Regions from separate parts of the Homo sapiens genome. Here region 2 is linked to region 1. The links are chromatin contacts, found by Hi-C or POLR2A ChIA-PET in ENCODE. All regions are on one chromosome and are shown on one strand. The core of a region is the stretch at or near the end of the contact, and the rest is flanking DNA. Distances in the headings are between cores, read along the strand shown. Region 1 overlaps LINC01344 (long intergenic non-protein coding RNA 1344). Region 2 has its middle 110 kb from the start of ZNF648.

Region 1 (6,366 bases), core at 2,471-4,970:
AGTTCCTCAGTCACACTGGCCACCTTTCAAATGCACAATACCCTCATGTGGCTAGTGGCTACCACACTGAACAGCAGCAATTCTAGAACATTCCCATCACTGCACAACGTTCTATTGGGCAGCACTGGTCTAGAGTGTCGAAGAGAGCCTTCACATCTGATTCAGCCTTCTGAAGAAAGACATTTTGGATTTAGGAGCACATGAAGAGAATGGGGAGTTTTTAGGGCATTCAGGCAGGTTTTATAAACTTCTTCCGCTGAAGCTCAACTCCTTCCTGGAAAAAGAGGAATGAGAAGGAAATGGAAAAAGGACAGAGCTGACAAACATTTTCTATAAAGAATCAGATAATAGCTGGGCACGGTGGCTCAGGCCTGTAATCCCAGCACTTTGGGAGGCCAAGGTGGGTGGATCACCTGAGGTCAGGAGTTCGAGACCAGCCTGGCCAAAATGGTGAAACCCCTTCTCTAGTATTTTTATAAAAATACAAAATTAGCCAGCTGTGGTGGCACATGCCTGTAGTCCCAGCTACTCTGGAGGCTGAGACAGGAGAATTGCTTGAACCCAGGAGGCAGAGGTTGCAATGAGCTGAGATCACACCACTGCACTCCAGCCTGGGCGAGACACAGCGAGACTCCATCTCAAAAAAAAAAAAAAAAAAAAAAGAATCAGATAATAAATATTTTAGGCCTTAAAGGCTAAGAAACAAAATCAAGGCAAGGTGTGGTGGCTCACGCCTGTAATTCCAGCACTTTGGGAGGTCGAGGCGGGCAGATCACCTGAGATCGGGAGTTCGAGAACAGCCTAACCAACATGGAGAAACCCCATCTCTACTAAAAATACATGCATAGTGGCACATGCCTATAATCCCAGCTACTTGGAAGGCTGAGGCAGGAGAATCGCTTGAACCCAGGAGGCGGAGGTTGCGGTGAGCCGAGATCGTGCCATTGCACTCTAGCCTGGGCAACAAGAGTGGAAACTCCGTCTCAAAAAAAAAAAAAAAAAAAAGAAAAGAAACAAACTCAAAGAGATTCTTTAAATACTTATATAGCAAAGGAGAAAAGAAATTTCCACAAACTTTTATTGATGACATTCAAAACTTTAGGAACACTGAAATTTGAATTTATATAATTTTCACATCATTAAATACTATAGTTGTTTTGATTATTTTCAACCATTTCAAAAGGTAAAAACCATTCAAAGCTCATGGGTTGCATCATAACAGGCAGTGGGCCAGATTTGGCCTGCAGGTATAGCTTGCTACTTGGCATGCTAGACCATGCAGAAAAAACACCACGCAACATGACTGGCTGGCTTCTTTTAGGAGCCAATTTTCAGGAGTGATATGCAAATCGGATGGGAAGCTTGTGCAGAGTATATTGAAAGTCTCCCTCGAGAAGCAGGAATGAGGCCGGGCACGGTGGCTCACACCTGTAATCCCAACAGTTTGGGAGGCTGAGGAGGGAGAATCACTTGAGGTCAGGAGTTTGAGACTAGCCTGGCCAACACGGTGAAACCCTGTCTCTACTAAAAATACAAAAATTAGCTGGGCATGGTGGCACACACCTGTAATCCCAGCTACTCTGGAGGCTGAGGCACAAGAATTGCTTGAACCCGGGAGGCATAGGTTGTAGTGAGCCGAGATAGCGCCATTGCACTCCAGCCTGGGCAACAGAGCCAGACTCTGATGAAAAAAAAAGGAAGAAGAAGGAATGACATCAAGTCCCCTCTAGAGTCGGGAATGGTCACTCAAGATAGAGATGATTCTGCTTTCTCAATCCAATGTAAGTTCTTTAGAGAGAGGAGCCACTGAGACCTAAAGAAACAAAAGAATCGTCCCCTCAGTCATTCAAACCTGCTACTGAAGCTATGGGACTTCTCAGAAGAATCCTCAAAGATAAGACCAGCGTGGGATGGCCATAGGCCCCCACAAGCTGTGATGCTAGAGAGAGTGACTATTTTCCCTGATTTCACAGCCAGCCACCTGCTTAGCCTGAAAGGAATACCCAGAGGGAGTCAAAGGAAGGTGATGGAGTTGGGAGAAAGAAGGCAGAACTTGGGCCACATCTGCATGGGGAAAAAAAAGAGAGGAAGCTGGGCATAGCAGCTCATACCTATAATCCCAAAACTTTGGGAGGCCGAGGTGGGAGGATCACTTGAGCCAGGAGTTGAGACAACTTGAGACCAGCCTGGGCAACATAGTGAGACCCATCTCTACAAAACAACAAAAACAAATTAGCTGAACATAGTGACACACACCTGTAGTTCCAGCTACCCAAGAGGCTGAGGTGGGAGGATCACTTGAGCTCAGGAGTTTGAGGCTGCAGTGAGTCATGATCATGCCACTGCACTCCAGCCTGAGTGACAGAGCAAGACTGTCTCAAAAAAAAAAAAAAAAAAAAAAAAATTCCCGGAGAAGGGTGATATACAAATGTGAGAGAGAGAAGAGGTGAAGAAGTTAAGGCAACTTTTAGGCAGGTGCAAGAATTGAGGAGCACTGTTTAAAGAGCATTCGCTAGGAGTTAGGCTGCCAAGATGTTCTTTGTCTTGACCCTATATATAGTTCACATCATTTTAGTACCATCTTTCCCCATATTTAAAAAAGAGATAATGATACTTCTTATATTTGCAAAAAAAAAAAAAAAAAAACAAGTGAACTTCTTTGGAAGGTTAATAAATCTTTCACATTGGTTTAGTTTGTAACCCAATTTTTTCCATTTTTCCCACTCCTGTTCCCCTATGAAGTCATTTAAATCTTCACACCAAAATGGAATTGCAGCTGCCTTCTCTGAGCACTCGGGGTAACTGCATGTACTTTTCTTCTTAAGTTTTATTTTAGGTTCAGGGGTACATGTGAAGGTTTGTTATATAACTAAACTCGTGGCATGGGGGTTTGTTGTACAGGTTATTTCACCACCCAGTATTAAACCCTGTACCCGATAGTTATCTTTTCCGCTCCTCTCCCTCCTCCCACCCTCCACCCTCTAGTAGACCCCAGTGTCTATTGTTCCCCTCTTTGCGTTCATGAATTCTCATCATTTAGCTCCTAATTATTAGTGAGAACATGAGGTGTTTGGTTTTCTGTTCCTGCGTTAGTTTGCTATTTCCAGTGCTTTTCTGTGTCTGCCTTCCCCACAAAACTGGAAACTCCCCCAGGGTGGCCACGGCATCTCATTCCTCCCCGCAACCCCGGGCCCTTGCTGGGTTAGGTTCTGGGATTTAGTAAGCAGTGAAATGTTTGCTAAAGGAATGAATGAACCCCTGGGCATTCCATTTATTACCTCAAGGTATCCCCTCACTAAAGCTTTGAGTTAGATAATACTTTGGGAAAACAACAGGGAGTGAATGATGAGGACTGTCTGAATATATGTCCTGCTTAAAGCATTTTTTTTTTAAATCTTAAAATACAACTGTAAACAAAATTTCAACCTATGAACTTCTAGGTTATAACTTCTGAAAGGTAGGTACTGTCATTCCCATTTACCAAGCGAGAAACCTAAGACTAACTTTCTTGCAGTCACATTGAAAGTTTCTGACTCAGAACAAGCATCCTGGCTTTTAGTCTTAGCTCACAGATTTCCTCTCAAAAGTGTGGCTCTTTTATGAGCGCTTAGCTGTGAGAGAATGAGCAGTCAGTCGGTGGTAAGAACAAGTAATTCATGAACCTTTCCAGAGGATCAGTAAACAGACCTTCGCCGCCGCCCCTGCCTTCCTGCACTCCGCCCTTTGACAATGTTTGCGTCCCATCCTAAGGTCTCCAGGGTGGAACCTGCCCAGATGGTGTGAGAGGAGGAGCTTAGTTAAGCAAGAGGCATGTATAATGAAGCTTCGAGTGAACTAGCTAAGAAGAAACATGCAGGCCAGGCCCGGTGGCTCACGCCTGTAATCCCAAAACTTTGGGAAGCCGAGGCGGGAGGATCACTCGGTCAGGAGATCGAGACCATCCTGGCCAACATGGTGAAACCCTGTCTCTACTAAAAATACAAAAAATTAGCCAGGCGTGGTGGCACATGCCTGTAATCTCAGCTACTATGGAGCCTGAGGCAGGAGAATTGCTAGAACCCGGGAGGCGGAGGTTGCAATGAGCCAAGATCGCACCACTGCACTCCAGCCTGGTGACAGAGCAAGACTCCAGCTCAAAAAAAAAAAAAAAAATAGTAACATGCAGAAGAAAACCCAATGAAGACTGCTATAGAAGTTGTTTGGCATTTCCTAGGTTGGAGAGGGATGGGGTGGAGACCTAGAACTATCATCGTCATAGCTGGTCAGTCCTTGGCTTCACTCCACAGGATTTATCCTTTTTACTGAGGCTGTCCTATCTCCTTGGTACACCTATTAGTCTAGTGGGGACCAGTAGTTCATGTTCCTACATATTTATGCAGGATTAGCAAACTGGTGTGTGTCATTGTCATTAACATCATCATCTCCATCATCACCACCACCACCATTGCCACCATGCCCAGCACCTCATAGTTTACCAAGTGTTTTCGTATTCACCTTCTCACTCTGTGCTGACAACAGCCCTTTGTGGACAGCTCTGTTGTTGTGATCATGTGTACTAAAATCACTGGCTTTTCCTTGGGCCTTCAAATGAGTATTTTCATAGTATGAGAGTAGAGATAGGGTCAGAAAAAGTACTATTAAATAACCTAGGAGAGAAGAACCCTTTATAATACTTTGCCTTTGTGAGTCACTTGGTGGGGGTCACCTATTTAGCACTTCTGCTAGTTTTTTGCTACTAAGGATGCTAACCAAAATAAAAATAAGGACATTAAGAAGATAGATTATAATAACCAGAGTAATTTCCCAAATTCTCCTTTTGAAAAACAAGACTAAGGCCCACTGAGTCAAGTCATATGTGGAATGAAAATGTAATGAAATAATAGTAAATAATAATAGTACTATATATAAATGTTTAGCTCTTTGAAAAGTGCTTTTGTCTAATTTGGCCTCACAACTACTTTCAAGTTATTAAAATAATCATTATCTCCATTTTAAAGATAAAAAAGAATTTCAGTTAAATAACTCATTGATGTAAGAAACAGAACAAAGCTCTAATAGGAAATTTTCTTGCCCATTTAAGAAACTCAAATCAAAGAAATTTTTAAAACAATATCCTTACTTTTACAGTCTATTAATAAACAATTTGACATTAATGCTTGAAATGTGGATTTTATACAATAGTGTGTGTTGAAAGGTTCACAGGATCTTTGTTGAATATAGAGACTCACGGGGTATCATTGAAAATATGCCTTCATTTATCTGGTTTCTGTAGAGCCTGTTTCTGGTGGTTTTTGTATCTTTGCCTCCCACCTCATCCCCAGTCACAACAAGTGTATTTTCTTCTATGGGGACAGGAATCACCTAGTAATAGGTAAAGGTCTGGTTCAGTGGTTTCCCACCTAGACTGCACATTAAATTTTCTGTGGGCTTTTTAAAAAGACAGAAACCTTCTAGTAACCAGAACAGCATGGTCCTGGCATAAAAACAGACACATAGACCAATGGAACAGAATAGAGAACCCAGAAATAAATCCATGCACTTACAGCCAACTCATTTTTGACAAAAACCCCAAGAACATTGGAGAAAGAATGGCCTCATTAATAAATGGTTTTGGGAAAACTGGATATCCATATGCAGAATAATGAAACTAGATCCTCATTTTTACCATATACAAAAATCAACTCAAAATGGATTAAAGACTTAAGTGTAAGACCTTAAACTATAAAACAACTAAAAGAAAAACACTGGGGAGATGGTACAGGACATCGGTTTGAGCAAAGATTTATCTGCATAAGGCCTCAGAAGCACAGGCAATAAAAGCAAAAATGGCCAAATGAGATTACATCAAGCTAAAAAGCTTCTGCACAACAATGGAAACAATCAACAAAGCAAAAAGACAACCTACAGAATGGGAGAAAAATATTTGTAAACTATCCACCCGACAAGGGATTTGTAACCAGAATATAGAAGGAACTCAAACAACTCAATAGCAAAAGACAAATAATCCAATTTGAAAATGGGCAAAAGACCTGAATAGACATTTCTCAAAAGAAGATATACAAATGGCCAACAGGTATAATGCCCAACATCAATCATTAGGGAAATGCAAATCAAAACCACAATGAGATATAATTTCATTCCAGTTAGAATGGCTATTATCAAAAAGACAAAAAATAGGCCTGGCATGGTATCTCACATCTGTAATCCCAGTGCTTTGGGAGGTCAAGGCAGGAGGATCACTTGAGGCCAGGAGTTTGCGGCTGCAGTCAGCTATGATTGCATTAATGCACTCCAGCCTTGCAACAGAGGTAGACCCTGTCTCTAAAAGAATAAAATATTCCAGGTATGGTGGCTCACACCTGTAAT
Region 2 (6,366 bases), core at 2,670-5,169, 78 kb before region 1:
TCCAAAGTCAGCAAATGAGAGCCAGAGAAGGTAGTCACCAGATTGCGTTTTGGCTGTGAGATTTTCAATCCGCTGTCTCCAGGTCTTTTTTGAACAATAATAGCTTCATAGCATTCCTCTCTCTGCTCCTGTTCCAAAATGAGTATGACACAGTGAATGCCAGGGAGAAGCAAAGGTATTTTTTAAATGACATCTGAATATATACAAATAATGGAATGATATTTAGCCTTTACAAGGAATGAAATGCTGACACATGCTACAACATGGATGAACTTTGACAACATTATACTGACTGCAATAAGCCAGTCTCAAAAAGACAAACACTATATGATTCTACTTAAGTATTTAGAGTGGTCAAATTCATACAGATAGAAAATAGAATGATGCTTGCCAGGGGCTGGGAGGAAGGGAAGCGGGGAACTGTTTAATGAATATGGAGTTTCAGTTTGGAATCATCAAAATGTTCTTTTGTTTTTTGTTTTTTGTTTTTGTTTTGTTTTTGAGACAGGTTCTCATTCTGTCTCTGAGGCTGGAGTGCAGTGGTGCGATCTTGGCTTACTGCAGTCTCTGCCTCCTGCGCTCAAGCGATCCTCCCACCTGAGCCGCTTGAATATCTGGGATCACAGGCACAAGCCACCACACCCAGCTGATTTTTGTATTTTTTGTAGAAACAGGGTTTCGCCATGTTGCCTAGGCTGGTCTCAAACTTCTGAGCTCAAGTGATCTACCTGACTTGGCCTCCCAAAATGCTGGGATTACAGGCATGAGCCACTGTGCCTGGTGATGGAAAAGTTCTGAAGATGGATAATGGTGATGGTTACACAACAATGTGAACATACTTAATGCCAATGAACTGCACACTTAAAAATGGTTTAAAACAGCATGGTGTTTCATTTATATATGCACTTTACCACGTAAGAAAAAGGTGTCTTAGAGTCATCCATGTGCCTATGCATAAGGTTTTTCTTATATCTCCCCTTTACCCATATGTTAACATAATTTCCAGAATGGCCACCCTCTACTATTATGGTCATGAAGTAACATGGAATGAACAATATACCTGGATATTTTGGAATAAACAATATACCTGGATTTGCATGCTTTTTCTTATGAAACTAAACTGCTTTTTAATTGGTACCAAAATAGTTAAAATGGTAAATTTTATGTGATGTATATTTTTACCAAACACACAAAAAAAACTTGAAGCATCAAGAAGAATGATGTCCAAGCAGTGGATGAAGTTTCTGCTCCCTCTTTGCACAGCTGCCCTGCTCTGGACCTATTACAGAATGGTTGTCCTTTTCTCATCTTGTACAGTAGCAGATGTTTACCATAACAGATGTTATACTAAATGTTTTTGAGTGGATTTCATCGGAGGGTTGTGGAATCTGCTCCAATCTTTCAATTTAGCTTACCAGTCCCAATGCCTGCTCCTCTTGAGGGTTCTGCTAAGGGGGTGGAAGGCGCCAAAGGAAGGGAAGGTGGCTGAACTACCAAGCATTTTTCTGGGTAGCATGTGGCACAGACTCCCTAAGAGAAATATCAGAGTCCATGGGTTTATGTAGTAGATGACTAAAAGCATTTCTCTCCAGTTGCCTAAATAAACAACATACTTGCCACTTCCCAATAGAAAGAGATTTGGAGATAGTAGAATGATATTCCAATTAAATATTTCAGTAGCTTTCAGATTATTTTGATTGCAACCCACATTAAGAAATAGTTTTACATCATGACATAATATGTGCATTCATATTGACGCATTTATATAACAGAAGAAACAATTGAAGTTTTGTGATACAATACTTGTCCCTATTACATGAAGGCCACGCTAAGATTTTAGGCCACTCCTTTCCACAGTTCTGATCTGATCTACTTTATTTCACCTTTTTTTTTTTTGAAATGAAGTCACACTCTGTCGCCCAGGCTGGAGCGCCGTGGCGCAATCTTGGGTCACTGAAACCTCTGCCTCCCGGGTTCAAGCAATATTCCTGCCTCAGCCTCCTGAATAGCTGGGATTATTGCTGGTTGTAATCTATTACATTTATTTTAGGACTCACGAATAGGTCTAGATCTGCAGTTTGAAAAATACTGAACTGTGTCTGATGCTGTCACCACCGGGTTAAGATGAAACTGCTTGCTCCAGAGGACTAACGACAGGTGAGACTCCTATGCAAGTGAGAGAGTTGATTGGGTAGGTCGATTTCTCTTCAGTCTCAGAGGGGAAAAAGCCTGATGTGGTAGCACAGAAATGGATTGCAAAACGAGTGCGTGTGAGCCACGGGTCTACAGGCAAGGCTCAGCAGGAGAGCCCAGGATCACGTGTCTGCACTTCAGCAGGAACACTGAATATGGACCGTCAGCAAAGTCCACCCTTCTTGGATATCACTGCAAAATTATAAAATCAAAGCTAATTTGGGAAATCGGGGAAAAGGCAAAAACAGGAAACTCTGTGGTCTTGCTAAAGAGTTCAGTAATGAGAGGAGTCCATAGACTATGCTAGTTTTTCAGAGAGAATTTAAAGTCAGGAAATCTTTGAACACACGTGGTGTCACCTGTACTTTTTGGAGCCTTCTGCACCCACTTAACCATGCTTCTAACTCTGTCTTTCTTGCTGTGTTGTCTAGGGATCTGGGAAACAGAATGTTCGCACCTCTTGCCTGATTTCTCTGTTGATTTTTTTTCTGTGCATGTCAGAGAGGTCTGGAGGAAGTTAGCCACCTGGGGAATGTGTGCTTACTGGCTATTCATAGTCAAACCCAGAATGGGAATTGACATTCATTGAAATCATGAATGTCATGAGGAAGCACATATAATGTAGAGACAAGTACCAGGCACCATAAATACACGTTATTTTTGGCAGATTATGTTCAAATTATTATATTTTCCAGGGCTGAGACACCAAACTAAGTCTGGGTGTGGTGGTTTATGCCTGGAATCCCAGGGCTATGGGAGACCAAGGTGGAGGGATTGCTTGAGGCCAGGAGTTTGAGACCAACCTGAGCAGCATGCCAAGACCTCATCTGTACCAAAAAAATAAAAAATAAAAATAAATAGCTGGTCATGGTGGCGTGTGTCTGTATTCCCAGCTACAGGAGGCTGAGGTGGGAGGATTGTTTGAGCTAGGGAAGTAGAGGCTGCAGTGAGTCACGAGCATACCACCGCACTCCAGCCTGGGTGACAGAGTGAGACCCTGTCTCCAAAAGAAAAAAAAAAAAAGAAAAAAAAAACTAATAATTCACATTCAAAACAAAATGATACCTGTCTATGGCAGCTCCAGAACACTCCCTAATGTGCCATAGATGTTTAAGAAACTCATTCCACACACTTCCTTTAAGGCATTCTCAGGTTTCCTAAGGCAAGCTAGCTTCTACCTCCCTTTTCTAAAGATGTGCCTAATGATCTAAAAGGAGGTGGGCCCCTCTATGCTACCTCATACAGGTACTTGGGCAATAACAAGATTGTGGTTTCCAGAATAAATAATGGGCACTGCCACCATCGGAGTCCATAGGATGCTGTATGAGTGCCAAACAGTTCAGGCTGGCATCTCTGTTAGTTTCAAATGATAAAATGCTAGGCTATAACAATGTTTAAAGATTATCTCTTCCAATTCCTTCAATACATTGTCCCAAGTCACCTGGGACACCGTGAATGGCCTTCCTTCCCAAGCTCATCTCCTCCAAACATATCCAGCTCCTCTTTTCCATTTTATCTATTACGATAAACAGAGTGTCGTTACCACAGAGTTCAGCAATTCATTTCCCTCTGTTTTTTCCATGTGTCTATTATTCTATGTTTCCATATAGATGGCAGCATCCCCCTTTGGCCTTCCCCTCCTTCTCTGGCATGTATTCTAACTGCTTGTCGACGGGTGCCAGGAAGTCTCAACCTTATGTAGTCTTTCAGACAGAAGGAGAACCTAGCTGACAGCATTGTCTCCTAATTTTCTCGTAAGACGAAGTACAGCTAGAAAGGAGAAGCATAAGTTTCAGAAGAGGAATCTGACCACGTGGAGGAGACTTTGCTGTATTTTCTAAGAAATCTTTGTGATTAACCAAATATGTTGGTTATGACACTTTCAGCTGCCTGAAACAGAAAACTCCCACTCACACAGCTTGAAAAATGCAAACAAATGTATTGTCTCACATACTTAAAGTCCAGAGATGGCTTGGGTTTCAGGAAAGATACGGTTCAGTGCTATTCAGTAATGTCATCAGGGACAGAGGTTATTTCTGTCCTTCCAGTCTGCTGTCCTCAGCATGGGTTCATTCAACAAGATGGCGGCCACTGGATATCAGCTGGCCACACACTTCCTGTTCATATCCAGTAGGAAAGAATGAATGGAAGTAACCTCTGCCCAAAGGCCCCTCCTTTAGTCTGATTGGGCCAAATTAAGTAATACATTCATCATTGGCCTAATAACAGTTGCCAGAAGGATGTCATGTGCTAACTGGTATAGATCAAGGCTTTTCAATAGCAGTAACACTGACATTTTGGACTGGATTCTTCCTGTTGTGGGGGCTGTTCTGTGTACTATAGAATGTTTAGCAGCATCCCTAGGCTTTATAGTCCCTCAGCACCACCTGTCATGAGAATTAAAAATGTCTCCTGACATTGCCAAATGTCCCCTGGAAGACAGGAAAAATCACCCCAGGGCTGAGAACCACTGGTATAGACTAATCAGGTTACTTATGGCCTCTGCACCTTAGTTTTCTAAGATAGTCATCCTATCCATGTGTAAAATGGGACTCATACTAGTAGCTCTCTCATATGACCATTATGAGAATTAAATGAGTAAGTTTATGTAAACACACAGAATATAGTAAGCAATACGTAAATGATAACTATTACTTTCGTCCACTACTCAGTGTATGAAACATGATGTGCTCAAATATTTTCTGAATAATTCAGTGGAAAAGTCACTTGGATCCATGTAACAGTGATGTAGTTCAGAAAAATGGTATTCTACAACGCTACTACTGCTGAACATTTCTGAAGTTGGGATTATATTCTGAATTTATGAGGCACGTCATTTCTTCATTTGAGAATGTCACTGGAATATAAGGCCTTATTACATGTATAAGGGTAAAACCTGGTGCCATTTGGAATTTAAATGGCCACTATGAAATGAAAAGGGTGAGCTAGTGGGAATCAGGGACCTTAGATGGACTCGCTGGTTTATTCATCCAGAACATAGACCAAGTCTGTTCAGCCTTGCATCCTGGAAGCCAAAACTGAGAGCATTTCCTTAGCTGAAGGTTGTAGAGTTGGAAGTGCAATCTGAAGTCCAATGAATAAAGGTGCTGAGAGGAGTATCTTGATAACATAATTTAAAAGTGTATGCATTTTTCCACTTTGTTACTGTTGATAATAATGTTTCAATTTGAAGGGTGCACCATATGGTTTTAAAAATCACTTTCACATGCCTCTCTGGAAGTTTCGTTGGATGAAAGGGAGAGTGAATATTTGCAAGTATATGGCAAACCAAACTCTCGTATCTCTGAATTTACAAATAAATTTTAAAAGGTGGAATTCAGTTGGAGAATTGCCCATAGGGGCTACCCTGACCAAACTCATGAGTGTTAAACCATTGAGTTTTTAGAGTTCATTTTTGCTGTAGCAAAGCTTCTCCTATTCTAAATAATATCTCAAACCAGAGATTCTGAAGCATATTTTTAAAAAAGAATTTGATATTTGGGTTTTTTTAAAGGATTAAACTATTCTTAATGGGCAAAATGAGAACTTTATTGGACTTAACCTTATTTTGTAATTTAGTACTTTGAAATAGCATATGGGGAAATACCATAATAATTTCTATGCTTGGGGCTTATGAAGGTCTTGCAGTAGCTCTGCTTACCAGAGCACTGAGGATTCACAGCTTCAGAGTAAAGACAAACAGCTCATTGTTGTTTCTACAGGGTCTTTCAGCCCTTTCTCAAATATTCTTTCCATCCCTGTAGCTTTCTACTTTTGTTTGGGGATTCCCTTTTCTTTGAATGTTTGCCCTAACTTCTCCTTCAAGTTCAGGTCAATTTAACTTCTTCCAAAAAGACTTCCTAGATTCTCCAAGGAGTGATAGATTTTATTCCTCTACATGTATTATTTCATAATACCTATTACATTTATAACTGACCCTTCCCATGCCACCCCTCAGTACAAATTGTGATGGATTTGGATGAATTCCAAATTGAGTGAATAAACCAGTGAGTCCATCTAAGGCCCCTGATTCCCACTAGCTCACCCTTCTCATTTCATAGTGGCCATTTAAATTCCAAATGGCACCAGTTTTTACCCGTATACATATAATACATACACATGCATATGCTAAATTGTAGCTTTTAGAAAATAGATACTATTTCTTACTCACTG

The links. A loop is a pair of places that touch in the nucleus more often than their neighbours do. ChIA-PET counts read pairs that join two places held with the same protein, here RNA polymerase II (POLR2A). Pooled maps may share reads with other maps.
Region 2: a loop to region 1 is called in a pooled map, with 2.0 times the contacts of the local background. The contact joins two enhancer-like sites. A Hi-C loop is called at or near these places in 4 of 50 pooled maps. POLR2A ChIA-PET finds 5 or more read pairs at or near these places in 5 of 52 experiments (GM12878, MCF 10A, activated CD8-positive, alpha-beta T cell and 2 more).

The regions. Positions count from the first base shown.
Region 1 is chr1:182,245,736-182,252,101 of GRCh38, forward strand. All of the region lies in intron 2 of LINC01344 (long intergenic non-protein coding RNA 1344), which reads right to left. Among named protein-coding and RNA genes, the nearest start is that of LINC01344, 65 kb to the right of the region's middle. RefSeq lists an enhancer at 3,477-3,978 and a silencer at 3,533-3,732. Within about 2 kb of position 3,721, at least 3 of the 41 ENCODE cell types and tissues checked have a DNase peak (open chromatin) inside an H3K27ac peak, as active enhancers do.
Region 2 is chr1:182,167,097-182,173,462 of GRCh38, forward strand. No RefSeq gene overlaps it. Among named protein-coding and RNA genes, the nearest start is that of ZNF648, 110 kb to the left of the region's middle. Within about 2 kb of position 3,920, at least 3 of the 41 ENCODE cell types and tissues checked have a DNase peak (open chromatin) inside an H3K27ac peak, as active enhancers do.